2 separate regions of the Homo sapiens genome follow, and region 1 is linked to region 2. Evidence: chromatin contacts called from ENCODE Hi-C or POLR2A ChIA-PET data. All regions are on one chromosome and are shown on one strand. The core of a region is the stretch at or near the end of the contact, and the rest is flanking DNA. Distances in the headings are between cores, read along the strand shown. Region 1 holds the start of RPL26 (ribosomal protein L26). Region 2 holds the start of EIF5A (eukaryotic translation initiation factor 5A).

Evidence for each region. Hi-C counts contacts between places; a loop is a spot of excess contacts on that map. ChIA-PET counts read pairs that join two places held with the same protein, here RNA polymerase II (POLR2A). Pooled maps may share reads with other maps.
Region 1: a map of CD8-positive, alpha-beta T cell shows a loop between it and region 2 (11-fold over the local background). The contact joins the promoter of RPL26 here to the promoter of EIF5A in region 2. A Hi-C loop is called at or near these places in 2 of 168 maps with a recorded cell type or tissue (CD8-positive, alpha-beta T cell and naive thymus-derived CD4-positive, alpha-beta T cell) and 6 of 50 pooled maps. POLR2A ChIA-PET finds 5 or more read pairs at or near these places in 1 of 52 experiments (OCI-LY7).

The regions. Positions count from the first base shown.
Region 1 is chr17:8,380,929-8,384,570 of GRCh38, reverse strand. RPL26 (ribosomal protein L26) reads left to right here and starts at 1,378. Exons shown (of 4, transcript NM_000987.5): 1 at 1,378-1,414; 2 at 2,256-2,428. The coding sequence starts at 2,261. RefSeq lists a silencer at 784-1,053 and enhancers at 485-1,202, 1,454-1,623, 1,203-1,920.
Region 2 is chr17:7,306,099-7,309,675 of GRCh38, reverse strand. It overlaps EIF5A (eukaryotic translation initiation factor 5A), which reads right to left and starts at 2,048. Exons shown (of 6, transcript NM_001970.5): 1 at 1,924-2,048; 2 at 1-61. The coding sequence starts at 40. RefSeq lists enhancers at 592-881, 2,112-2,922, 2,752-3,051, 2,923-3,577 and silencers at 1,352-1,471, 1,562-1,731, 2,092-2,201.

The sequences.
Region 1 (3,642 bases), core at 129-2,628, 1.1 Mb before region 2:
TAAAGTGTAGAGAAGAGCGTCCCCACACTCAGAAGGCTCACTACGTCTTCGGTATTCTTGTGAAACGCCTGTCCTCTGTCACTGTGACACCCGTGTCATTCATTCAGCAGAAGCCGTTCAGCGCCGGTGCCTGCTGCACTGCCGCTGCCTCAGAAACCATTTGCAGGGGCCGGGCGCGGTGGCTCACGCCTGTAATCCCAGCACTTTGGGAGGCTGAGGCGGGCGGATTGCCTGAGGTCGGGAGTTCGAGACCAGCCTGGCCAACATGGTGAACCCTCGTCTCTACTAAAACTACAAAAATTAGCCGGGCGTGGTGGCGGGCGCCTGTAATCCCAGCTACTCAGGAGGCTGAGGCAGGAGAACCCGGGAGGCGGAGGTTGCAGTGAGTGGAGATCGTGCCAGTGCGCTCCAGCCTGAGCAACAAGAGCGAAACTGTCTCAAAAAGAAGAAAAAGACACACACACACACACACACACACACACACACACACACACACACACACACACACACACACACACACGAAGAAGAAGAAAAGAAACCATTTGCAGGGAGCGCACGGCTTCCGTCTGGTCCTGAACTGGACGCAAACAGGCCGAGCATTTAGAAACCCGCGCAGCTCCCCGCACCGAGAGGCTTCCTCTCGCCTGGCTCCTTCGAAGCGTGGTCTGGACCAGCACCTCCCACAGCACTGGGGGCGCCTTGGAAACGCGGCCTTGGACCTATTTCCGCGGGGGCAGGCGGCGATCGGTGGCCCTGGTCCTCGCAAGGCCCCTCACCACCCAGAACTGAATCTCTGGCGGGCCCTGCTGTGCGGTCAGCAGACGCCCAGGTGCAGGGGCGGTGGCCGGCGTCGCGGTGGAGCTCGTTAAAGTACCGGCACGCTGGCCGCGCCCACGCCACGGGCGGGAGGGGACGGTGAGTGCAGGGACCCAGGCGACCGGCCGGCCGGCGTCCCCGCGCCTCCTGGCGGCCAGAAGCAGGGCCTGCGCTTCCCCGGCTAAGGGGTGCCGGCCCCCGCCCCGGCACCTGGGAGTGAAGGTACCAGCGGGTCTCCTGGGCGGTCTCCTGGGGCCGCTCGTTCCTTCATCACCCCCAGGGGCAGTTGGACCCTGAGCAGCCTTAGCCAATAGCCCCGGGACTACCCTTCCCAGAGGATTCAGCGGCAGCACCCGGGTCTCGGAAGGGAGACACTAGGACCTGGAGGAGGGGAGTTTTGCAATCCCTCGCAGTTCCCCTCCTAGCCACTAGGTGACACTAGCCATAAATTTATTTCCCAGTTTACTCCCCTCGCTCAAACTCCGCGCCCCTCTCGCTCCGAGAGACATAGGTCTCGCGAGATCTTTGGTAAACTTACAGAACCGGAAGCAGCGTGTAGTTCTCTTCCCTTTTGCGGCCATCACCGAAGCGGGAGCGGGTAAGGATTCGGCGGGCAAGCGGGTGTAATCAGCAGCCATCCGTTCTTGGGCATGGTGGCTTCCGACCGCGGGGACCCCGAGAGTCTCTTGTCGGCCGAGTAGCAGCCAGGAAGGAGAGACTGGGATGGTTTTTTATCTGTTGCTTTCTTAAATCAAGGGCCGCCGGGCCGGAGATGGATGGAGGGACCGGGGATTTGGGAACTCGAAAACGAGCTGAGGGAAGGGAGCCTGTGGAAATAGACTGGAGTCTGGGTAGTGTCGTTTCCTAGAGAATGGTCTCGAAGTAACTTCTCGGTAAAGTCTTCACGGAATTTCCAGACCACACTTGCCCACTGGGAGGCTTTTAGGACCCGAGACGTGTGCAGGCTTTTCCAGGTTCGGGTTGGTGGGCCTTATTCATTTTGGCGGGGCTATACGTATTCACTCTTAAGCCTGTAGAAGATGAACGTTGATTGTACCTTCTAAAACGTGAGGTTATAGTTAAGAGAATTGCGTTGTCGGTCTGCTCAGCAGAGATGTAAGTCCAGTCTTGATTTCCTCAGGCACTACTTGAGGAGTTGGGAGAGTGTAACTAAAAGGTCTTATAACTAGGACAAGTGTTTTTGATGCAAAAGTCTTTAGTCCGTAAACATATACAGAAAACACCCGAATAAAACAAAAAATAAAAAGTTTCGAGCTTCGGTTGATAGGCCCTTCCGATCAAACAGTTTTTGTTGAAGTTGCACAACATGACACTGCCTATGATCATTCTAGACTATCAAGATAAAATCATTGCGGTTATTTGTTTGGAAGCTGGATGAGATTTTGGTCATTTAAGAGTCTTTTTAACTTTTTATTTAGCCAAAATGAAGTTTAATCCCTTTGTGACTTCCGACCGAAGCAAGAATCGCAAAAGGCATTTCAATGCACCTTCCCACATTCGAAGGAAGATTATGTCTTCCCCTCTTTCCAAAGAGCTGAGACAGAAGTACAACGTGCGATCCATGCCCATCCGAAAGGATGATGAAGTTCAGGTGTGTATCCCTACTTGTTCTCGTTGTCTTGATGGATATTTTACGCACTTAGCTTAGAAGAGAGATTGCATTCCTGAGAAAGATGCTTCTGAGACTCTTGCTCCCAAAGAGTGGCAAGATGAGTTGAGCCAGGGACCAAAAAACAGTAAGTAAGCTGCTTTTCAGTTTTTAATTGTATTATTTGGTGAAAATCTTTTTTTTTTTTTTTTTTGAGATGAAGTCTCGCTCTTGTCCCCCCCAGGCTGGAGTGCAGTGGTGCCATCTCAGCTCACTGCAACCTTCGCCTCCCGGGTTCAGGCGATTCTCCTGCCTCAGCCTCCCGAGTAGCTGGGATTACAAGCGCCCGCCACCACGGCTCGGCTAATTTTTGTGTTTTTAGTAGAGGCGGGGTTTCACCATGTTGGGCAGGGTGGTCTCGAACTCATGGCGTCAGGTGATCAGCCCGCCTCAGCCTCCCAAAGTGCTGGGATTACAGGCGTGAGCCACCGCGCCCGGCTGAGATGGGGTCTCACTCTTACCCAGACTGGAGTGCAGTTGCGTGGTCATGGCTCTTGTGGGCTCAAGTGATGCTCCCATGTAGGACCTTTTTTTTGTTTCTGTAGAGAGGGGTCTCACTTTACTGCCCAGATTGGTCTCCAACTCCTGGGGATCCTGCCCGAAAATCAGTTTCCTCAAACGTCAGATGATGTGACCATAATTAGGTGACATAATCAGAACATTGCTTTGGGATTAATCCTTTTATCAATATATTGTGACTACCCAACAGGCTCATTTTGCCTGCTGTCCAGATAGAGCCGATTTATCTAGACAGGAATTGCAATAGAGAAAGAGTTTAATTCATGCAGAGCCAGAACGAGAGACCAGAGTTAACTACTCAAATCATTCTCCCGGAAAATTTAGGGATGGGAGTTTTTTTAAGGATAATTTGGCAGGTAGGGGGCCAGGGAGTGGGGCGTGTTGACAGGTCGTATCAGAGATGAAGGCATAGGGAGTTGAAGCTGTCTTCTTGCTCTGAGTTGGTTCCTGGATGGGGGCCACAAGATCAGATGAGCCAGTTTATTGATCTGGGTGGCACCAGCGGATCCATCAGTGCAGGGTCTGAAAAAAAAAAATCACACAAATCTTAGGCTTTACAGTGTGTTATCCCTAGGAGCAATTGGGGAAGCCTCTAGCTGCCTAAACTGTAATTTCTAGTCTTGCAGCTAATTTGTTAG
Region 2 (3,577 bases), core at 799-3,298:
CCCCTGCATCTCCTGTCTCGAAGTCCAAGTCATCTGCCATTTTAAGAGGCTTCGATTCCAACTAGAGCCAAGAAGAGAACTGAAGTGAATAAGCATGGAGGTCAACAGGACCTCCAATCTATCCCATTTCTCTCCAGAAACATTTTCCCAACTCTTTATTCCATTACCCACCTAAAATAAAGTCAAAGTTCCTGAACTTAAAATACTGACTGGGCTCAAATATACTCAAGAACTGGTGTGTGTATGGGAGGGTGGAATAGCTGGTTTCTCCCCCATAAATCAAAGCTAAAGTGGTGGCTTGGGAAAGGAAGGCTCTAGGGAGCTGGAATGTCAAATCTCAGAGATGAGAAAAGGCCTACTTCCTGGGAGTGGGGAGGACTCAGGTGTTACTTGCCACTGAAACCAACCACCCCTCTTCCCCACATATAGCCAGGGCTATAATTAGGTGAGCAGCTATGATCCAGCAAAAGGGCAGGGCTAATTGGGGGGGGGGAGGGTGGAGACCGGAGGACAAGGCCCCACCCATCTGTTACACTGCCCCCCCCCATCCACACACAAACCAGTCACTGCTACAGGAAACCACAAGGCCTCTTTGGGGGATTCCCGCCTCGCCAACATGCACTTGCAACAAGCCAAGGGGGAGAAAGCAAAGTTGTTTCCGAAATGATCCCCCTGCCAAACACCTCGATCTTGGTTCCCAAAGAGAACCCAGGAACCCAGCCTCTCCTGGAAGGCCCTCCCACTTTTCCCAGGATGCATCTGTCCTGTCGGCTTTTCAGGCCGGGCCAGTACAGTCAGTAGAAAGTGGGAGAGGTGGGGGGTGGTGAATGACAATAAAATGAAAGCAAAAGGTTGGTAGTAGTGAGTAGTAGAAAATCATACTAGGCTAGTAGAGTTAAGGACTTCGAAACCGTGGAACTCCCAAACCAGTTACAACAGGAAGACAGTGACAAGGTGAAGAACGCCTATCACGGTGGGAAACTCATCTGCCTGAGGCTTTTAGGCGCTGTCCACCCAGGCCGACAGAAAAGTTGGGCTCCTGTCCAAACGCCCTGTTTCCCCATTTCTCCGGCCTCCCAGCTCGAAGGGGTGCCACTTACACCTGGCTGACCGCCACACTTCACAGGAGGGTTTTTCAGGAAAGCTCCTGGGGCCCTTGAGGTTGGGAAGCGCTAACATATGCCTGCAGCAGGCCCTCCGGGGTGATTAGGACCCGAGCCTCCGGCTTCCACTCCTCAAAATCTCAGGCCCCCTCGGAACCCCCGCGAGGACTAGCTCCCCGCGCTAGGGGCTGCCGGCTCCTGCCGACCATGTGGCCGTTCCGGGCTTCCGGTGGCCGGGACCTGGGGGGAGGGGTCCCCGCGCTGCCATGCGGCCCCGGTCCACGCTTGGCCATGCGGCCTGCGACCCCGAGGGCAGCCTCCCGTGGGGGGCACTTCCGGTGCCGCGGCCGCCCCCTCCTCAGAGACTGCGCCAGGCCGGAGCCACGCCGCCTCCCCTCCCCCCGGCCGTCCGCCAACCCCCCCCATCATGCCCTCTCACCGAATAGCCCCCTCCCCCACCTCACGTGGCCGCGCTGAGCCGGGTCCTCAACGGCCCAGGTACCCTTGCCCCGGTGGGCCGATCTGGCCCCTGGCCCTCGCCCCGGCGTGGCCGCCTGGCGGCCTCTCCCGCGTGGCTGCCTCGCGGCTCGCCGTCCCCCGCCCTGCGTCGCTCCAACGTCACCGGGCCAACCCCAACCGTCACCCCGCGCGCCAACCGGGGCGCGCGCCCGCGCCTCTCCTCACCTCGCGCCGCTCTCTGGCCGAACCCGTGCGGCGGCGGCCGCCGCTCCCCTCTGCCCCCTCCCCGACCCCCGCGCAGTTCCATCTTCTCCCGGGCCCAAGCCAAGGTACCGCGCACACGCGCCCTGCCCGCTCTCACCTCGCGCGAACGCACTGACTCGACCCCGTCCGCTCGCCGCGAGCCCAACCGCTGCCTCCGAGCCCGCTGCCGCCGCCGCCGCCGCCTCTACCGCCGCCGCCGCTGCTGCACACGGGTCTTAGTACGCAGGCGCCGACTCCCCACTGACCAACCAAGCAGCCCTATGACAGCCGCGCAAGCGTGCTATCTATCTCCTCCGCCCTCCACCCCCGCACTGCGCAAGCGCACACACCCTACCCATCTCCACCCTCCCTCCCACCGACCCGTCCAATGACGCGCATACGTGACCCCGCCCCTCACAAACCCTGAGCGTTTTCAACTAATCTGCAACGCGCAGGCGCACCCGGTTTTTTAATCTCTTCAACCTCATCTTCCCTCCCCTTGATAGACCGCTCGTCCTACCGGGCAGTCCTTGCGCCTGCGCAATAAGGAGCCCTGCACTCCACACCCTCTAAAGGAAACGCCTGGGTCTCAGAACGCATGCGTGTTCGGAATCCTAAACAACCCCTTCCACCTCAGACGCCGTCAGTACGCCAGGCGTTGAAAAGACCACGCCGCTAGATCACTTGTCTCGTCTAGAACGCATGCGTCTCAGGATACGCCCCACCTCGGCTTTAACTGGACTTAAACGACTCACACGTTTCAGAAAACTTGCTCTGTGGGGTGGGCGCCTTGTCTTGGAATCAGTCCCCCCAGTTCCACACATGCGCGGGAGATGTCTTTCCGCCCCACTCTTCTAGCGCGCTAGTGTGGTCGGGTTCCCACCCATCTCGGCTTCACTTCTCTAAATCGAATGCCTATGCTCTGCCATAGAGTTCACCCGAGAAGATAGAGCGGTCCTGCGGCGGACACCATCTTCTTTAAACCCTCAGTCCGTATTGGTCTCTATGGCATCCATAGAGGCCATTCGGCTCTGAGGTCCTCAGTAAAGAAACTTAGATGGTATTACTGTGTTTTCCCCAACTGTGCTCTGCGGTTCCCCAAAGTATTGTCTACGAGGTCCCTTAGAAAAAATTGTCTATAAAAATGAGTGGTGGGCCGGGCGCGGTGGCTGACACCTGTAATCTCAGCACTCTGGGAGGCCGAGGCGGGCGGATCACCTGAGGTCGGGAGTTCGAGACCAGCCTGACCAACATGGAGAAACCCCGTCTCTACTAAAAATACAAAATTAGCCGGGCGTGGCGGCGCATGCCTGTAATCCCAGCTACTCGGGAGGCTGGGACAGGAGAATCGCTTCTCCTGTGGAGGTTGCCGTGAGCCGAGATTGCGCCATTGCACTCCAGCCTGGGTAACAAGAGCGAAACTCAAGTCTCAAAAACATAAATAAATAATACATAAATAAAATAAAATAGTGGTAGGCCGGGAGCGGTGGCTCACGCCTGTAATCCCAGCACTTTGGGAGGCCGAGGCGGGCGGATCACAAGGTCAGGAGTTCAAGACCAGCCTGGCCAACGTAGTGAAACCCCCGTCTCTACTGAAAATACAAAAAAATTAGCCGGGCGTGGAGGTGGGCGCCTGTACCAGCTACTCGGGAGGCAGAGGCAGGAGAATCGCTTGAACCCAGGAGGCGGAGGTTGCAGTTAGCCGACATCGCACCACTGCACTCCAGCCTAGGAGACACAGCGAGAGACTCTGTCTCAAAAAAAAAAAAAAA